2 separate regions of the Homo sapiens genome follow, and region 1 is linked to region 2. The links are chromatin contacts, found by Hi-C or POLR2A ChIA-PET in ENCODE. All regions are on one chromosome and are shown on one strand. Each heading gives the region's core, a stretch centred on a gene start or an enhancer-like site at or near the end of the contact. The rest is flanking DNA. Distances are from core to core; before and after follow the strand shown.

What was found. Hi-C counts contacts between places; a loop is a spot of excess contacts on that map. ChIA-PET counts read pairs that join two places held with the same protein, here RNA polymerase II (POLR2A). Pooled maps may share reads with other maps.
Region 1: a loop to region 2 is called in a pooled map, with 5 times the contacts of the local background. The contact joins the enhancer-like site here to the promoter of RPS17 in region 2. A Hi-C loop is called at or near these places in 2 of 50 pooled maps. POLR2A ChIA-PET finds 5 or more read pairs at or near these places in 2 of 52 experiments (HepG2 and activated naive CD4-positive, alpha-beta T cell).

What each region holds. Positions count from the first base shown.
Region 1 is chr15:84,731,807-84,737,292 of GRCh38, forward strand. No RefSeq gene overlaps it. Among named protein-coding and RNA genes, the nearest start is that of ZNF592, 14 kb to the right of the region's middle. RefSeq lists enhancers at 1,820-2,723, 3,230-3,289, 3,310-3,399, 4,680-4,739. Within about 2 kb of position 3,890, at least 23 of the 41 ENCODE cell types and tissues checked have a DNase peak (open chromatin) inside an H3K27ac peak, as active enhancers do.
Region 2 is chr15:82,537,683-82,541,706 of GRCh38, forward strand. RPS17 (ribosomal protein S17) reads right to left here and starts at 2,775. Exons shown (of 5, transcript NM_001021.6): 1 at 2,744-2,775; 2 at 2,299-2,450; 3 at 1,198-1,303; 4 at 624-689. The coding sequence starts at 2,746. RefSeq lists silencers at 2,782-2,901, 2,912-3,011 and an enhancer at 3,131-3,632.

The sequences.
Region 1 (5,486 bases), core at 2,640-5,139, 2.2 Mb after region 2:
ATCCTTGTAGTTGCAATAAACAACTTGCCAATATATGCAAACTATTTTCCCCTCCATTCTCTTGAATTAAGGGAGTATTTAAGGGAGGATTGATTCTCCTATGAAGCAACCATTTGGATAGAGGACTGGGTGAATCAATTAGCCACACCACTGTTCTAAATACTCAGCTTTAACATTCTTGGCCATGTCCAGTTCATTCTCTGACCACAAAAGTTCAGCTTGGTTCTTTGCCTGAATTTTCTTCTATGTAAAGTCAGACTTCCTGTATCATGCCAATTTTTTGCATTGGGTTTTTTTTTTTCTTTTTTTTTTGGAGACAGAGTCTCACTTTATTGCCCAGACTGGAGTGCAGTGGCACAATCTCAGCTCACTGCAACCTCTCCCTCCCGGGCTCAAGCAATTCTCCTGCCTCAGCCTCCCACATAGCTGGGATTACAGGCATCTGCCACCACGCCTGGCTATTTTTTTGTACATATATACATATATTCCTTGAAATGGAGTTTCACTCTTGTTGCCCAGGCTGGAGTGCAATGTCATGGTCTCGGCTCAGTGCAACCTCTGCCTACTGGGTTCAAGTGATTCTTCTGCCTCAGCCTCCCAAGTAGCTGGGATTACAGGCACCTGCCACCACACCCAGCTAATTTTTTAAATTTTTTTATTTTTAGTAGTGACAGAGGTTTCACTACGTTGAGCAGGCTAGTCTTGAACTCTTGACCTCAAAGTGATCCATCCACCTCAGCCTCCAAAAGTGCTGGGATTACAGGCATGAGCCATCATCCCCAGCCTGCCTTTTTTTTTTTTTTTAAAGGTGCTTGGTCATGTAAACCGATCATGCCAACTTAAAAAAAATCTATATGCTTTCAGCCAAGCATGGTGGCTCACGCCTGTAATCCCAGCACTTTGGGAGGCTGAGGTGGGAAGATCTTTTGAGCTCAGGAGTTCAAGACTCTCCTGAGCAACATAGTGAGAACCCATCTCTACTAAAAATGTCAAAAATTAGCTTGGTGTGGTGGTACACATTGGTAGTCGCAGCTACTTGGGAGGCTGAGGCAGGAGGATCACTGGAGCCCAGTAGTCTGAGGTGGCAGTGAGCTGTGTTTGCACCACTGCACTCCAGCCTGGGTGACAGAGCAAGACCCTGTCTCAAAAGAAATTTAAAAAATTGGCCAGGCGTGGTGGCTCACCCATATAATCTCAGCACTTTGGGAGGCCAAGGTGGGTGGACCACTTGAGGTCAGGAGTTCGTGACCAGCCTAGCCAACATGGTGAAACCCCGTCTCTATTAAAAATGCAAAAAAATTAGCCGCTCATGGTGACGGGTGTCTGTAATCCCAGCTTTTCGGGAGGCTGAGGAATGAGAATCGCTTGAACCTGGGAGGCAGAGGTTGCGGTGAGCTGAGATCGTGCCATTGCACTCCAGCCTGGGCAACAGAGTAAGACTCCATCTCAAAAACAAAACCAAAAACAAATAAATCAAAAGAAATTTTTAAAAATCTATATGCTTATATATTCGTGTGGGAAGGAGAATAATTCTAAATAATAAATGAACATAAATCATTAGTATATATGTTTCTTCCAATCCTTTCTTCCTTCCTCGGTGCGGACAGAAGTATCCCCTCTCCCTCAAAGTGCTAACATTTCTGCTTGTCTCTGGTATTAGGCAGGCAAGCTTTGGTGTTTTGGAGTCATATGACCTGGGCTCAAATCCTAACTCTGCCATTGACTAGCAGTGTGATCTTGGGCGAATGACTTAGCTTCTCTGAGCCTCAGTTTCCTCCTCTGTAAATTGGGAATAACATATTCTTATGGAAAATGTCTGGCCCACAGAAGCTAATTACAATAGTATTATGCTGGCATCATACTCCAGTTGACTTTTTTTTTTTTTTTTTTGAGATAGCGTCTTGCTCTGTCACCCAGTCTGGAGTCCAGTGCCCAGCTAATTTTTGTTTTGTTTTGTTTTGTTTTTTGTATTTTTAGTAGATGCAGTTTTGCCATGTTGGCCAGGCTGGTCTTGAACTCCTGGCCTCAAGTGATCAGCTCACCTCGGCCTCCCAAAGTGCTGGAATTATAGGTGTGAGCCACTGCTCATGGCCTCCAGCTAAGTTTTTGAAGCCCTATTCCTCCCTCTCCTGCCAGCTCTACAACTGCTGCCTTTACCTTAGAAGAAGGAAGAAGGAAGAAGAGAAGGAAAAGGAGGAGGAGAAGGGGAAGGAGAAGGAGAAGGAGAAAAAAGAAGAAGAAAAGAAGAAGAAGAAGAAGAAGAAGAAGAAGAAGAAGAAGAAGAAGAAGAAGAAGAAGAAGAAGAAGAAATAGCAGTAGTACAGCTTTTCTGACCTTTAGAAAGAAATATACCTCATTTCACTCTGTTATTCTTTCTGGTTAATGTCTTACTTTTCCCTTTCATTGCAAAGTCAGTGTTCTCAGATTGCATGTGGTTTACTGCCTCACTGTTCTTTCTCCCTTTTCTTCTCTGCCATGAGTCACCTGCTGTGACACTTTAGTGACCCTTAAGATACTTCAGTAAAGACCAGTGGGTTGGCAAATCCAGCAAATCCCCCCCCCGCTTTTTTTTTTTCTGAGAGAGAGTCTCACTCTGTTGCCCAGTCTGGAGTGCAGTGGCGTGATCTTGGCTCACTGCAACCTCTGCCTCCCAGGTTCAAGCAATTCTCCCTGCCTCAGCTTCCTAAATAGCTGGGATTATAGGTGCCTACCACCATGCCCGGCTAATTTTTGTATTTTTTAGTAGAGATAGGGTTTCACCACGTTGGCCAGGCTGGTCTTGAACTCCTGACCTCAGGTGATCGCCTGCCTTGGCTTCCCAAAGCAGTGGGATTACAGGTGTGAGCTACCGTGCCCGGCCAACTCTTTCTTTTCTTTTTTTATTTGAGATAGGGTCTCACTTTGTCGCCCAGGCAGGAGTGCAGTGGCACGATTATGGTTCACTGCAGCCTTCACCTGCTGGGCTCAAGCAATCCTCCCACCTCAGCCTCTCAAATAGCTGGGACTACAGGCATGTGCCACAATGCCCAGCTAATTTTTTTATTGAGACTGGGTTTCTCCATGTTGCCCAGGCTGGTCTTGAACTCCTGGGCTCCAGCAATCCACCTGCCTTGACCTCCCAAAGTGTTTGGATTACAGGCGTGAGCCACAATGGCCAGCCTCCCCTGTCTCTATTCTTCCGGATTTCACCACTGTGACATTCTGCACTCACCACTTCCCCCACCCCACCTTTTTTTTTTTTTTAATGCTTTTCTCCTGTAGCTCCCATGACCACCAGAAGTTACCCAACCAGGCAGATCAGTATCCCTTATCAGCTCACCAGTCCTGAATAATCCCTGACATTTGCATCTTCCTAGATCCCCTCTTTGAGACAGTGTGTTACAACTTTTCCTTTTTCCTCACCCCTCCCCCCTTGGTGACATTCCTTCCCTCTTGCCTGCGGTTACTTCAGAGTCAGCACCTGCACCCACACTTGACTCCTCCCCTCCAGCTCACAAGCGGAAGTATCTTCCTAGCTAAAGCCAGCCTCTCTGCGTTTGCTCTCGATCTCTCCCCTCCCACCATTTGGCCCCCCTTAGGGGACAGAACAGATCATGACTGATGCACCTTCAGCCTCTCCTGCTTTACTTTAAAATCTTGTCATCCTTTAAAATTCTTCCTTGCCCTCATCCGCCCTCCGCATAGTTACTGCCCTCTCTCTCCTCCCTCATTTCTGCCATCAAGCCCAAGCTCTCATGAAGCATTCATTTAATCTTCACAGCAGCCCATGAGGATGGTGTCAGTATTGTCCCTATAAAACAGAAGTGGAGTACAGTTGCTTTATTAAACAAGGTCACCCGGCAGGGGTTTGAAGGCAGAGAACTGGGCTTAGGGTCTGTGCCCTTGACCACTATGTCATACCATAATGCATGCCTCATACTGGATGGTGTCTGTTCCCAGCACTCAGCTCAGTGCCTTGCACATACATAGTAGGGGATTAATAAATATGTCTGACTAAATAAATACATGCTGCAAGTTCTTATTCTTTCACTCTTAGAATGACTCACTAGGCTGGGCACAGTGGCTCACGCCTGTAATCCCAGTACTTTGGGAGGCTGAGGCGGGCGGATCATGAGGTCAGGAGATTGAGACCTTCCCGGCCAACATGGTGAAACCCTGCCTCTACTAAAAATGCAAAAATTAGCTGGGTGTGGTGGCACGTGCCTGTAATCCCAACTACTCGGGAGGCTGAGGCATGAGAATCGCTTGAACCCAAGAAGTGGAGGTTGCAGTGAGCTATCATGCCACTGCACTGTAGCCTGGCGACAGAGCAAAACTCTGTCTTAAAAAAAAAAAAAAAAAAAAAAGACACTAATCCAGGGATTCTCAAAAAATGTAGGGGCTTAGGTTTATAGCTACTTTTCTGAAAGAAGCCACAGTTCTCATGAGTTTGTCATAGGAGTCTGTGTCCATACCAAGTTAATAACTTTTTTTTTTTTTCTTTTGAGACAGGGTCTCACTCGGTCAACCTCCTGGGCTCAAAGGATTCTCCCAAGTAGCTGGGACTACAGCTGTGCGCCACCACACCTGGCTAATTTTTTTTTTTTTTTGTATTTTTTTGTAGAGATGCGGTTTTGCCATGTTGCCCAACCTGGTCTTGAACTCCTGGCCTCAAGTGATCTGCCTGTTTTGGTTTCTCAAAGTGCTAGGACTACAGGTGTGAGCCACCGCATTCGGCCACAACTGCTTGATTCATTCATTTTTCTGTCTCCAGTTTCATTTTCCCCCTTCTCCTCCGCCTCACATCCTGTACAATGCCAGTAGATGACTAGATTGTCAATGTCTCATTTTAATTCTGTTGCTGGTAAAAACATAAGAATAGGCCAGGTGGCACAGTGGCTCATGCCTGTAATCCCAGCACTTTGGTAGGCTGAGGCGGGCAGATCACCTGCAGTCAGGAGTTCAAGACCAGCCTGACCAACATGGTGAAACCCTATCTCTACTAAAAATACAAAAATTAGCCAGGTGCAGTTGCACTCACTTGTAATCCCAGCTGGTAGGAAGGCTCGGGTGGGAGGATCACTTGAAGCTGGGAGGCAGAGGTTTCAGTGGGCCAAAATCACATCACTGCACTCCAGCCTGGGCAACAGAGTGAGACTCTGTCTAAAACAAACAAACAAACAAACAAACAAATATATATATATATAAATATGAATAATTCATACATATATGAATAAATAATTTTCTCTACCTAAAAAGTCTTGAATGCCCTCACCCCACTGCCTCCAACATAAAAATCAAACACTCTGGCCCAATAGCCAAGGCTTTCAGTAATCAAAGCCCAACACACTTTACTAGTACTCCCATTTTTCTCCTGCTTGAATTCTCTGCCCCAGGCAAACCAAAGTCTTCTAACTTCAAAGCCTATGTTCTAACTCGTCTTTCAGCAGTTCATTCAACAATAATGTATTTCATTCCTGATCTGAACCAGGCATTATGCTAGGGGT
Region 2 (4,024 bases), core at 1,525-4,024:
GTGATGTTTTTCTGAAGCTGGGAAAGTACATGTGAGTTCATTTTGCTACTACCTTTTTGAGTGTCTTAAACATTTAATGACCATAAAAATAGGAAAAATGAAGTTGTTCAAAATCACCAACCGCCCATGAAGCCCATGCTTTCACCCAAGTATGCAAAAGGACTAAGATAAGCCATAGAAAAAACATCAAAGTGCAATGAAGATACTCGTGAACTACCTAAGTAGTGCCTTGTATGTACCTGGAAATGGACCAAAGCTCATTTCTGAGTGGTTAGCATGGAGACACCAAAGGAATGCCTTCACAGAAGAAAAGCAGGCAGATTCAGCCAGGGCTGACACAAAGGGGGCAACGTAAGCCAGCTATAAAACCAAGAACAGAAGCAGCCAAGAGAGAAAAGGTGTCCTGGAAGCCACTAGATTTGGGAATCATGATCTTGTGGCGAACTAACTCAATGCACACAACTTCCGCTACACCCCTTATGAAAGCAGTCCAGTTTAGTGGCTACAAGTTTAGATGGGATTCCCAACTCTGCCACTTACTAGCTGGGTGACCTTGGATAATAAGACCTACTGATGGTTTTTGACCAGGAAAATACCACTTTAGGAATCCAGCAAACACTTACCAAAAGCTTCAGCATTTCCTTAGTGTCAGGATCTACTTCAATAATCTCCTGATCCAAGGCTGAGACCTACAAGGAAACGAGGTAGGGTCAAAATACCAATCAATGAGATTATCACTCACCTCTCCTCCTCCTCTCCCCAGGTTCTTAAATATGGGGAAGAGGAGCTGCACAAGGATAGCATTCCTCTCACAAGGTGAGCAGTCTCTTACAGTATTACAGACCCCGATGACCTGTTCTTCTGGCCTTACCTTCCCATGCCCTCATTCAGTATTCAGAACACTTGAAGTCTGTGTTTACACCAAAGAATACTATATTAGGGGCAAACAATCGAGCCACGACAGCAGTCATCAAATCAACATTAAGGGCTCTCATGAAATATGGAATAGACTTAACTGGTTCCAGAAGAGCAGAATGGAGGCTAAGAAACTGGTAGGGGGCCTATGGGCACCCACAGCTGGTTATGGAATGTATGGATTAAAGGTCTCAGATTCAGCTGAGGTCCCTTTGGAAGCCAAGAACCCATAGCTTTATCATTTGAGGATTAGCCAGAAGCCCAAATATCCAGAAAGTTTACCTCAGGAACATAATTGTCTCTCCTTTCTCTCTCCTCCTCCTGCAGCTTGATGGAGATACCTCTTACTGGGCCTCTCTGAATTCGCTTCATCAGATGCGTGACATAACTACAAAGCACACACAGCCAAAGAGAACAGTGAGAAGACAAATCAACTCCCACCTGGTACTGAGCACATGTGCATATATAAATACCCGCTTTAGTTCTTTTCCACAGTGAGAAGGAAGAGGACTCACTATCCTGGGACCTCCTACACATAGAACCTCCACTGGCCTGAGCATTCCTTCCCCTTGGTTTCTCACTCTCTATTCAAACTCTCCTTCATGATGATCAAGCGCCCCACCCCCAACTCGCCCCGCCCCGCCCCGCAGTTTCACGACCCTTCACAGCCTTCATTTTCTTCCAATTTCAAATTCACATAACTTGGCAATTAATACGTTGACTTTGGCACTATTCTTCCAGGCCATATGCCTATAAATCTCTCGAACAGTAACTGCAACTGTGAAGTAAGCATTAGAAGTTGACATCCAGCCGGGCGAGGTGGCTCACGCCTGTAATCCCAGCAATTTGGGAGGCCGAGGCGGGCGGATCGCTTGAGGTCAGGTGTTCGAGACCAGCCTGGTCAACATTGTGAAACCCTGTTGTCTACTAAAAATACAAAAATTAGCCGAGTGTGGTAGCACGTGCCTCTAATCCCAGCTACTGGGAAGGCTGAGGCATGACAATCGCTTGAACCCGGGAGACGGAGGTTGCAGTGAGCCGAGATGGCGCCACTGCACTCTAGCCTGGGCGCCAGGGCAAGATTCCGTCTCAAAAAAAAAAGAAAAAAAAGAAAGAAAAAAGTTGACAACTAAAAGCAACGTAGCTTCAAAGCAAGAGGTCTGACGGTGGCTACCTTCGACCCAGGGTCACCGCGGCCAGTCATGACACAGGCCTAAGTTCACAACAGAAATCCTGCACACGCAGAGCTCTAGCCCTTCTCCGGGACACCAGGGAGTCTCAGGCTAACGAAACCACCAAGGCACCGTCTCTTCCCGAGTCGGAGGGCGGCAGAGCACACAAACAGATCGCGGAGCCCCGGAGGCCGAGGAAGGCCCGACTCACCCTGCTATCTTGTTGCGGAGCTTTTTGCTGGGGATAATGGCGATCTCCTCGCACACGCGCTTGTTCGTGTGGAAGTCGTTGCCCAGGCGCGTGTAGTACTTTTCTATGATGACCCGGGCCGCCTTCTTCACGGTTTTGGTGCGAACGCGGCCCTGCGGGTGGAGAGGACAGGATCACTCACGAGCCAGCGCAACCTTCTGGGAAGAGTGCGGCGCCGAGCCCCGGCCGGTGTGGTTGGGGACCGCCGGCTGCGCTGAGCCGGAGAGGGCCCGGCTAAACAGTGCCGGGCGCCGGGCTTAATGCGGAAGCCGCCGGCCCGTTGCGCTCCAGCCTGACAGGGCTCTGCGCCTTCCCGGCCCAGGGCCTCTCTGTGGGCTGAGGACCGCGGGAAGCTGCAGATGGGGGACGATTGTGGAGGATGGCGGCCTCGAGCCAAAACACCTACCATGTTGGCGGGTCCTTGGTAAAAGAGGAAACAGGAAGCACAGGCGAAGCCTGTTAAAGCTTAGGCCAGAAAGCCGCTTCCGCCCGGCCACGGTCGCTCTGAGCCTACTCGGGAGCCACACAGCGCCCCCTGGCGGAGTGGAGCGGGGGCGGCGGTGGCGCGCCCCTCCGGTGGGCAGGGTGTCTGTCCCGCCCCCGACGGCTCCTCCCTTTCCGCTCCCCGCTCCCCTCGGTTGACTTGGGCTCGCTTCTCTCCCCCATCTGATTTTTAATGGGACCGCCCGTGCGATGTGCTCTAGCGTAGCGTCCATCTCTTCCACACACGCCAGGGAGAGGAGAAGCATCCGGTCCTCGGGAGGACCGAGAAAAGAAGGCGATCCAGGGCCGTGGAACAATGAGGAAGTGGGGGATGGCGGCCGCCCAGGTCCCCCACTCAGTCCGCGGGCCGGAGACTTGTCAGGTAGAGACAGGGTGCGACTGGGCGAGACGTATCTCATTTCTTCCGGGCCTTTGCTCAAATGTCGCCTTATCAGAGGGCTTTCCCTTCAAACTTAGGTAAAATAACTCCCTCACTATCCCTGCTTATATTTCCTAGCACTTGCCGTGTGATTCGGCTTATTTTTCTCAACTAGGGGTGAGCTCCATGACAGTAATGGTCATTTTGTTTAGCTAATTCCCAGTGCTTGAACAGCGCCTAGCACGTAACAACCTCTAACATTGACGTGAAGGGCCCAGCTCACCAGCAGAGCTCCCAACACCTCAGGTACCTTCTCCATCCACTATCTTCAGGCTGTTCCTGCCGCACCCATCCTCAAACCAGGGCCTTCCGAAGCCACCAGCGCAGGCTGCCCCGATGGGCCGCAGCCTAGGTAGGGCCCTGCCCCCTTCTTCCAACTCTGCTCCCTGGGCTGACAGCAATCCTAGGCTCCCACCTGACAGGGGAAGGCTGAGCTGGCCAGGCTGGATGAGTTAAGCCCAGGGCTGTGCCTCATTCCTCAACGCACCTTGGGTACTCCAGTCGGACTCTCAACTGATTGGGGATGGAAACCTGAAGGACAGGAAACCCTGGCAGCAAAAAGTACCAATGGGACAAAAGAAAAGGCCAGAATCTCAGAACTGCGGGAGCAAACTTCCAGTCAAGCTGCTGTCAGGCCCGAAGTGAAAGATCAGGGTTTTTGTTTTTGTTTTTGTTTTTGAGACGGAGTCTTGCTGTCGCCCAGGCTGGAGTGCAGTGGCGCGATCTCGGCTCACTGCAACCTCTGCCTCCCAAGTTCAAGCGATT